Regions from separate parts of the Homo sapiens genome. Here region 1 is linked to region 2. Evidence: chromatin contacts called from ENCODE Hi-C or POLR2A ChIA-PET data. All regions are on one chromosome and are shown on one strand. The core of a region is the stretch at or near the end of the contact, and the rest is flanking DNA. Distances in the headings are between cores, read along the strand shown.

Region 1 (4,654 bases), core at 1,604-4,103, 100 kb before region 2:
TTTGCCTTCCTGTTTGGCATGTATGTATAGTTTGTATGTATATGATATTTATGTATTATTTATACTTTTGTAAGTATTCAGAGGAATTTTTAGCCTTGTTGCTGATAACATGTCCCATGTTTTATTGCATTTTAGTTTGTATTCCCTAAGTTTAATTAGTATTCTTAATGTTTTTCAGTTGAATTTATAAAGCATGTCATAAGGGGAACTGGAGTGACTATCTTTCTGCTGTTTTTGTCATTGTTTTGGATCTAGGAAAAAATGCTTGGATTATAAATGGGATTGCTTCACAGCAAAAGATACATTTCTATTTTCACCCTTTTCAGAGCATTCTGCTAAGTGATGAATCCAGCGAGGCTGATTCTCAGAGTGAAGACGATGATGAAGAAGAACTCAATCTCAGCAGAGAAGAACTTCACAACATGCTTCGACTACACAAATATAAGAAACTTCACCAAAATAAGTATAGTAAAGACAAGGAGGTAAGAGTTTCAGGAGAAACACTTCAAACTGAATATTCACCCTCTGCTTTATAGTCATTAAAGATACATCATTTTGGCTGGGCGTGGTGGCTCACACCTATAATCCCAGCACTTTGGGAGGACGAGGCGGGCGGATCATGAGGTCAAGAAATTGAAACCATCCCGGCCAACATGGTGAAACCCCCTGTCTACTAAAAATACAAAATTTAGCTGGGTGTGGTGGCGTGCGCCTGTAGTCCCAGCTACTCAGGAGGCTGAGGCAGGAGAATTGCTCGAACCCAGAGGCGGAGGTTGCAGTGAGCCGAGATCACAGCACTGCACTCCAGCCTGGCGACAGAGCGAGACTCTGTCTCAAAAAAAAAAAAAAAAAAAAAAAGAGATACATCATTTTATGGAGCTGGAAATCATTATCCTCAGTAGTGAGTGTAAGTGGGAGCTGAACAATGAGAACACATGGACACAGGAAGGGGAACAAGACACACTGGGCCTGGGCAGGTGGGTGCAGGAGGAGGGAGAGCATCAGGAAAAACAGCTAATGCTTGCTGGGCTTAATACTTAGGTGATGGGTTGATAGGTGCAGCAAACCACATGGCACATGTTTACCCGTGTAGCAAACCTGCACATCTTGCACATGTACCCTGGTACTTAAAAAAAAGAGAAAATTCCTGACTGGGTGCGGTGGCTCACGCCTGTAATCCCAGCACTTTGGGAGGCTGAAGTGGGCAGATCAGTTGAGGTCAGGAGTTCGAGCCCAGCCCAGCCAACTTGGTGAAACTCCATCTCTACTAAAAATACAAAAAGTTGGCTGGGCGCAGTGACTCACGCCTGTAATCCCAGCACTTTGGGAGGCCCAGGCGGGTGAATCACCTGAGGTCAGGAGTTCGAGACCAGCCTGACCAACATAAGGAAACTGTGTCTCTACTAAAAATACAAAATTAGCTGGGCGTGGTGGTGCATGCCTGTAATCCCAGGTACTCAGGAGGCTGAGGCAGGAGAATCGCTTGAACCCGGGAGGTGGAGGTTGCAGTGAGCCGAGATTGAGCCACTGCACTCTTGCCTGGGTGACAGAGCAAGACTTCATCTCAAAAAAAAAAAAAAAAAGAATTTCTAAAATTCTCTGGAATCAATGAAATTAAACTACTAATACTTCGGATGTACTAGACTAAAAGATATGTTCTTAAAAAAAAAAAGATACATCATTTTAACTTTAGGTAGCAGTGGAGCAGCTTTATTGAGATGTAATTCACATAACAAAACTTCAGCCTTATATAGTGTGCAATTCAGTGTTTTTTTAATATATTCATAGTTGTGTTACTATCATTACTGCCTAATTCCAGAACATTTGCATCACCTCATAAAGAAACCGCATGCCTCTTAGCTGTTGCCCCTCATTCTTTCTGTCCCTCAGTCCAGACAACCACCAATCCACTCTGTTCCTTTTTTCTTTTTTTTGGACAGAGTCTCGCTCTGTTGCCCAGGCTGGAGTGCAGTGGCGCGATCTTGGCTCACTGCAGCCTCTGCTTCCCAGGGTCAAGCGATTCTCCTGCTCAGCCTGCTGAGTAGCTGAGATTACAGGCGTGTGCCACCACGCCCGGCTTTTTTTTTGCGTTTTTAGTAAAGACGGGTTTTCACCATGTTGGCCAGGTTGGTCTCGAACTCCTGACCTCAGGTGATCCTCCCGCCTTAGCCTACCAAAGTGCTGGGATTACAGGCGTGAGCCACCATCCCCAGCCCAATCTGCTCTGTTTCTATAAATGTGCCCATTCTAGACATTTCATACAAATGCAATCATGCAACATGTGCCTGTGTCCAGCTTCTCTCACTTAATGTCATATTTTCAAGATTGATTAATGTTGTAGCATGTATCAGCATTTCATTTCTTCTTATTGCAAATATTCGTTGTATTTATACCTTATCTTATATATGCATTGTCCAGTTCATGAACTATGATTAGCATATTTCTACTTTTTGGCTATTTTGAATAATGATGGTATGAAGATTTGTGTACAGGTTTTGTGTTGATGTGTTTTCGTTTCTCTTCATTATATACTTAACAGTGAAATTGCTGGGTCATATGGAAACACCTTGCTTAGCCTTTTGAGGAATTGCCAGAATGCTTACATTCTAGTGTTGCTTATTCATGCAGTTGCTCTTTGGGTGTAGTGTTTCTCTCTTAGAAAGCTCTTCATACACTAACATTAAAATGATGATAGTTTTGAGTGACAACTATTTGAATGCCGTTACCAAAGCCTTCTGACTCTTTCTTTCTTTTTTTTTTTTTTTGAGATTGAGTTTCACTTTTGTTGCCCAGGCTCGAGTGCAATGGCGTGATCTCGGCTCACTGCCACCTCCGCCTTCTGAGTTCAAGCAGTACTCCTGCCTCAGTCTCCCGAGTAGCTGGGATTACAGGCATGCGCCACTGCGCCTGGCTATTTTTGTATTTTTAGTAGAGATACGGTTTTTCAATGTTCGTCAGGCTTGTCTCAGACTCAGGTGATCCACCCGCCTCGGCCTCCCAAAGTGCTGGGATTACAGGGGTGAGCCACCCCGCCCAGCCGCCTTCTGACTATTTCTACAAGTGTGGAACGTTGTACATAATGAGCAATAGTATATTTGAAGACCTAAGAATTTTCTAGCAATTAGTTAAGGTCCAAAGTTAGTTCAGAGAGATTGGAATAATATTCTGAACCTTATAAACCTGTAGAAGTGGTTAACAGAGTATCTGACCCTTTTGATGTAAAAAGTTCCTTCCTTCTTAAACTCCAGCAGTAAGGTACTTGGCGCTCCAAGTATTTGCTTGTTTTTTATGTTTATTTTTTATTTATTTTTGTTTTATTTTTTGAGATGGAGGCTCTGTTACCCAGACTGAAATGCAGTGGCATGATCTTGGCTCACTGCAACCTCTGCCTCCTGGGTTCAGGCAGTTCTCCTGTCTTAGTCTCCCAAGTAGCTGGGACTACAGAAGCCTGCCACCATGCCTGGCTAATTTTTTTTATTTTTAGTAGAGATGTGGTTTCATCATGTTGGCCAGGCTGGTCTCGACTTCCTGACCTCAAATAATTTGCCCACCTTGGCCTTCCAAAGTGCTGGTATTACAGGCATGAGCCATGGCGCCCAGCTGAGCCACCATGCCTGGCCTGCTTGTTTTTTAAATTCAGATAAAACATACATATAGGAAAGTTATCAGACTTTAAGTGTACAGCTCAGTGCATGCTAATTTAATTTTGATTTTTAACAGAGGACATTGTAATAGTTCCCCATGTTAATCTTTCAGTCTTATTTCAGTCCTCAGACAATTTATTTGGCTATAATCCAGGAAAGAGATTTAATAGTGGGCTACCTAATTTTAATTTATATTTATGCATTAGTAATATGTGAAACAAAATTAATATGAGATTTGGGGAGTAAGTGAAATATTTGGAAGCATTTACTTACCACTTCCTGGATGGAAAGAGTTACGTTATTCATATGTTAGAATTCTGGCAATGTAGGCACTATTTATAATAATAGCAGACTGTCTTAGTGGGAGATGAAGAGAGGAAAGACTTGAAAGATTCAAGAATTGGGATGACTGGTGACTATTTGAAGCAGACATATGACTAATAGAAAAGCAAGCATGAAGGGCCAGTTGAAGTGGCTCACACTTGTTAATCCCAGCACTTTGGGAGGCTGAGGTGGGCTGACACTGAGATGGGCTGACCACGAGGTCAGGAGATCAAGACCATCCTGGCCAACGTGGTGAAACCTCGTGTCTACTAAAAATACAAAAATCAGCTGGGTGTGGTGGCGTGTGCTTGTAATCCCAGCTACTTGGGAGGCTGAGACACGAGAATCGCTTGAACCAAGGGGCGGAGGTTGCAGTGAGCCCAGATCATGCCGCTGCACTCCAGCCTGGCGACAGAGCAAGACTCTGTCTCAAAAAAAAAAAAAAAAAAAAAAGAAAAGCAAGCATGAGGAACCTTAGTAAATCTGAGGAACTGTTGGTAATAGAAGTATGGCTTATTTCTTGGTGGTGAATTTCCAAGGGGAGACATTTCTGCAAGGAATTAATTTCATGTCTTAGTATATGTCAGGTTTAAGTAAGTATGTAGAAATTCAGAAGCATGAAGAGTTTTGCTTTCTTAAATTATTTTCAGTGACTTGTTACGTGTATAGGAGTTGAACTCATTTTG
Region 2 (5,082 bases), core at 1,664-4,163:
AGTGGTACAATCTCAGCTCACCGCAACCTCTGCCTCCCAGGCTCAAGCAATCCTCCCACCTCAGCCTTGTGAATAGTTGGGAGCAGTGGTGCTTAGTTAAGCAATGTGATCTTGGATAAATTGTCTAGCTCATTTGTGCCTCATTCTCCTAAACTACAAAATATGTGAGTCTTAACAGCATTTAAATAATGACGATTATGGGATTTTTTTTCTCAGCACAAATAACAGTGATAATTCTGGGATTTAAATGAGTTAATGCACTTAGAACAATGCACTGTAAGTGTTAACCGTTAATGTTATTAATGTACTAAACACTACGTTTTAACTATTAATATTATTGCCACTCTTTTTAAGTGAAAACTGAAAAAAATAAAACAGGAGCATGTATCTTTTGCTCAGGGCATGTGAAGGAACGGCTTTGTATCTTCTAAGATGTATCTTACTTAGCTCAATATCATAGAAACGAATCAGACCCTACTGACGCCAAACTCGCAAACAGACAATTGGCTGGGTTGCTCTCAGAATTTCTGGTCCTTCCCTAAGAGTGCTTCAGTTTTTGCTATATTCTATGCAGGTGATTTTCTATGATAGCGACTGGAACCCCACTGTGGACCAGCAGGCCATGGACAGGGCCCACCGCTTAGGGCAGACAAAGCAGGTTACTGTGTACCGGCTCATCTGTAAAGGCACCATTGAAGAACGCATTCTGCAAAGAGCCAAGGAGAAGAGTGAGGTAAGCACAAGAGAAAGAAATTCCTACACTGGTGGAGCAAACAGAAAGTCCAACCACATTGACTGCATTGAGACTATTTTAAAACTCTCTTGCCTTTCATTGGTCCTGACGAAACTACAATTTCTTCTGAATAGAAAATAAAATCAGGTCCCATGCAATAGCAATTTTGACTTCCCTGGCCATGCCTCATTCCCTTTCCCCTAGAATGGTTTCCATAGCCTGGATCCAGCTGTTGTTCATGTGGAGACTGACACCGGTAATGGCCTCTCGCATTCAGTGGAAGAAGGATGGACATTTTTTAGTTCCTATCCTAGTACTCTCAGCTTATCTGCCTCTGAATTGTATGCCAAATTTGTTATTTTTTGTTTTTTTCATCCTGATTCAGTAGCCTTAGATTTTCTAGTTAGCAGTTCCAAGCAAAGAAGTTATCATTTTCCTTCTGTCGGACAAATAATCTGGATGAGCCAATCAGATGAACTGAAATGAAAAGGGAGAAAAGAAGAAATAGGAAACCAGAGGCCTCCCCTGAGGAGTGGGTTGAGAACGATGTGTATCTTTTTCTGGATATTTGCCATAAGGGAATGGATGCCTGGAGGTGACATTTTGATCTGCTTTGGTGTAGATTCAGCGGATGGTGATTTCAGGTGGGAACTTCAAACCAGATACCTTGAAACCCAAAGAGGTGGTTAGTCTTCTTCTAGACGACGAAGAGTTGGAGAAGAAACGTATGTACTCTAAACCTCTATACACTCCCCTCACGTATCTGAGAATGGAAGAGGTACTTGGCTGTGTGCCAAGGGTAGGCAAAGCCAGAGGCTGTATTTAGGGAAAGTATTTTTGTGCTCATATTTTATATAAAAACCCAAACAAGAATGTGTTTGTAGGCCAGGCATGGTGGCTCACGCCTCTAATCTCAGCATTTCGGGAGGCCAAAGTGGGCAGATCACCTGAGGTCAGGAGTTTGAGTTTGAGACCAGCCTGGCCAACATTGTGAAACCCCACCTCTACTAAAAATACAAAAAATTAGTTGGGCATGGTAGCGGGCACCTGTAATTCCAGCACTTTGGGAAGCTAAAGCAGAAGAATTGCTTGAACCCAGGAGGTGGAGATTGCAGTGAGCCGAGATCATGCCATTGCACTCCAGCCCGGGCAATAAGAGTGAAACTCCATCTTTTAAAAACAAACAAAAACAAAAAACACAAGACGGCTCACACCTGTAATCCCAGCACTTTGGGAGGCCGAGGCAGGTGGATCACGAGGTCAGGAGTTCCAAGACTAGCCTGGCCAACCTGGTGAAGCCCCGTCTCTACTAAAAATACAAATATTAGTCGGGCGTGGTGGTGGGCACGTGTAATCCCAGCTACTCGGGAGGCTGAGGCAGGAGAATCCCTTGAAGCTAGGAGGCAGAGGTTGCAGTGAGCCAAGATCGTGCCATTGCACTCCAGCCTGGACAACAAGAGCAAGATTCCATCTCAAAAAAAAAAAAAAAAAAAAAAAAAGCATTGTGGAGTAGAAGGCAAAATTTGTGTGTATTTTAAAGGTAAATGTGGCTTCAAATAATGTAGCTTGCACAAGGAAGGCAGCTGACTCCTTAGCAGTAGTGAATTTGCTCTTCTGCCCAGAAAAATGTTTTTATGGAAAAGTTGGAGAAGCACGCAGCTGTAACCATACAAACCCTCCTCCCATGTGTTTTCTGGCTTTTGAGAGCATTGGGTTTCAGATTCATCCTGTGAGCCTCTGAAGCCTTCCACAGCATTAGAGCAGAAAGTAAGTTCACATTTGCCAGCACCTTCTAAAACCTTTCAGAACTCTACAGCCATGCTCAATGTGTGCAAAGCAGAGATTAAAAGGCTGAAATGAAAAAGGGAAAAAGAATAACATGAGGAAAGGCCTATAATAATTTTTTTTTAGACAGAGTTTTGCTGTGTTGCCCAGACTGGAGTACAGTGTCACAATCCTGGCTCACCACAACCTCCACTTCCTGGGCTCAGGCAGTCCTCCTGACTCAGCCTCTGGGGTAGCTGGGACCCAGGCGCGTACCACTGTGCCTGGCTAATTTTTGTATTTTTATAGAGATGGGGTTTCACTATGTTGGCCCGGCTGGTCTCAAGCTCCTGGGCTTGAGCCATCAGCCTGCCCCAGCCTCCCAAAGTGCTGGGATTACAGACGTGAGTCACCACACCGAGCCAGCCCATAATGCTTAAAATAAGAGTGTGATTTAAACCCAAAATTGAGAATCCAAGTTAGAAAACCACTGGTTATCTGCCTTAAACAGATAGAAGTGATACTTGGAAAATAAACATCAGGGGATATGGCCACCTTAATTAAGAGAGTGAGGATTATGATTACCACAGGTACTTCATCAGGTCTTAATTCATTTTCTTGATAGTGAGGCTGCGGCAGGAAGAGAAACGGCAACAGGAGGAAACCAACCGAGTGAAAGAGCGCAAGCGGAAGCGGGAAAAGTATGCAGAGAAGGTATTTCCAGCCTGGAATGGTGGATAGGGGCTAATGGGGCCTGGGGTACTTACCAAAAAGGCTTTGGGGTACATGGCTTCTCATCTTGGTTACTGGTTGCTATCAAGCTCCAGCTGTGTATGATCAGCTACATTTCTGGGCTGACTCACGCTTTGCTCAGGAGAAATGTGGCCTTGGTAGATCTGTACTCTCCACACAAACTCACCCTTACGGTGGTCACAGTTTAATTATGGAAACCATTTGTCAGGGCTGTTACAAAGCGTGGAAGGCTAAAATGTGACTAAGATGGGCATTACTTATAAGGCTCCATAGAATCTTAGAAGGGGCCTAAGAGGTCATGAGATCCACAAACCTACCATAATTCTGCTAGTGTACCACTCAGTGTCATCTGTCACTAGAAAAATAAACCCCCGGTTTATTTCTAAATGTCTGTTCATCTGTTTTTCTCTAGTTCACACCAAGGATTTGAACTGTCTTAAAAATTTGTCTTAAAAACAGATATGTAGAAAATATATTGAAAGCATTGGCCCTCTCTTTTGTGGGACTGCATTCAGTCAGCCTCAATAAGTGCTGGATGTGCCAGCGGCTGGTGAGGCTCTTCGGCCCATTAGGATCAGGGTTGGTGTGGCTCTGGTTCAGTGTGACTGCCCCAACTTTAAACTCTATTATTGTGGCAGATATTCATAAGCTCTTTTTTTTTTTTTTCTTTTGAGCTGGGGTCCAATTTCTGGGCTCAAGTAATCCTCCCACCTCAGCCTAAGTAGTTGGAATTACAGGCATGTGCCACAGTACTCGACTGAAATACACACAAACTCCTGTTAAGCTATCCCTTCTTCCTTATGCAGTTTTTCTTCCGTAAAAATATGCTAATTGAGAAGTTTATAAACTAAAGAATAAAAGTTCTGTTATCCTTTTCTTCCCAAATCCCGCTTTTCTTTTGGGGTGCATCCTCACACGTTTTCCATATTTATCCGTGTGTTCCCAGAAGAAAAAAGAAGATGAATTGGATGGGAAAAGGAGAAAAGAGGGTGTGAACCTGGTGATCCCATTTGTTCCCTCGGCTGATAACTCCAACCTCTCTGCTGACGGAGATGACTCCTTCATTAGCGTGGACTCAGCCATGCCAAGCCCTTTCAGTGAGGTGAGGCTCCTTTTAGATGCCTGCATCACAGCCGTAAGGAGTGTCCTGACCGTGTAGCAGGGACACACTGCTGGGCAGTCTTTGCTTCTCCTGGAGTTCTCCAGCCTTGTTGAAGTAGGTTGCACATGAGGTCTGTAAGGAGAAAAACAAATGAGGACAGGTTGGTTTCTCAGAAGCCAAAGCAGCCTCAACTGTGAAGCATGTTCCTAGCTGGGTGCAAGGCCATGGGCGGTGAGCACAGGGGGTCGTAATGATCTTAACCCTTCCTCTTCTAGATCTCCATCAGCAGTGAGCTGCACACTGGCTCCATTCCCCTGGACGAGAGCAGCAGTGACATGCTGGTCATTGTGGATGACCCAGCCTCCTCAGCCCCTCAGTCTCGAGCTACCAACTCTCCCGCATCCATAACAGGCTCCGTCTCAGATACCGTGAATGGTAATTGCTGCTGTCTTGTACAGCTTGGGCCTGGTCCACTGCCCAGCACTGGTTTGGTTGTGGGTAAGGTCCTGATTCCTTCTAGGATAATGGTATTTTTATTCTTTCAATAGCTTTGTCAAGTGAAATGAGAAAACGAGGTTTAGGGAAAGCAAAATAAGTAACTTTATAAAGATTTAAAACTTTTCTAGTCATCCCCGACTTTCAGATTCACCATTATTTTTGCTGATTTTTAATTAATGTTAGCTTTTCTGGGCCTTTCCTCACTTTGCTGTGTGGGGTCTAGTGTTGCTGC

Evidence for each region. Hi-C counts contacts between places; a loop is a spot of excess contacts on that map. ChIA-PET counts read pairs that join two places held with the same protein, here RNA polymerase II (POLR2A).
Region 1: a loop to region 2 is called in a map of PC-9, with 2.4 times the contacts of the local background. The contact joins two enhancer-like sites. A Hi-C loop is called at or near these places in 1 of 168 maps with a recorded cell type or tissue (PC-9). POLR2A ChIA-PET finds 5 or more read pairs at or near these places in 4 of 52 experiments (AG04450, CD4-positive, alpha-beta T cell, activated CD8-positive, alpha-beta memory T cell and 1 more).

Annotation. Positions count from the first base shown.
Region 1 is chr15:41,087,855-41,092,508 of GRCh38, reverse strand. INO80 (INO80 complex ATPase subunit) reads left to right here. Exons shown (of 36, transcript NM_017553.3): 5 at 327-482. Among named protein-coding and RNA genes, the nearest start is that of INO80, 26 kb to the left of the region's middle. Within about 2 kb of position 2,853, at least 2 of the 41 ENCODE cell types and tissues checked have a DNase peak (open chromatin) inside an H3K27ac peak, as active enhancers do.
Region 2 is chr15:40,983,467-40,988,548 of GRCh38, reverse strand. INO80 (INO80 complex ATPase subunit) reads left to right here. Exons shown (of 36, transcript NM_017553.3): 30 at 575-733; 31 at 1,356-1,458; 32 at 3,123-3,211; 33 at 4,197-4,352; 34 at 4,628-4,787. It overlaps LOC124903476 (a long non-coding RNA gene), which reads right to left. Exons shown (of 3, transcript XR_007064602.1): 3 at 4,346-4,484. Among named protein-coding and RNA genes, the nearest start is that of INO80-AS1, 31 kb to the left of the region's middle. Within about 2 kb of position 2,913, at least 2 of the 41 ENCODE cell types and tissues checked have a DNase peak (open chromatin) inside an H3K27ac peak, as active enhancers do.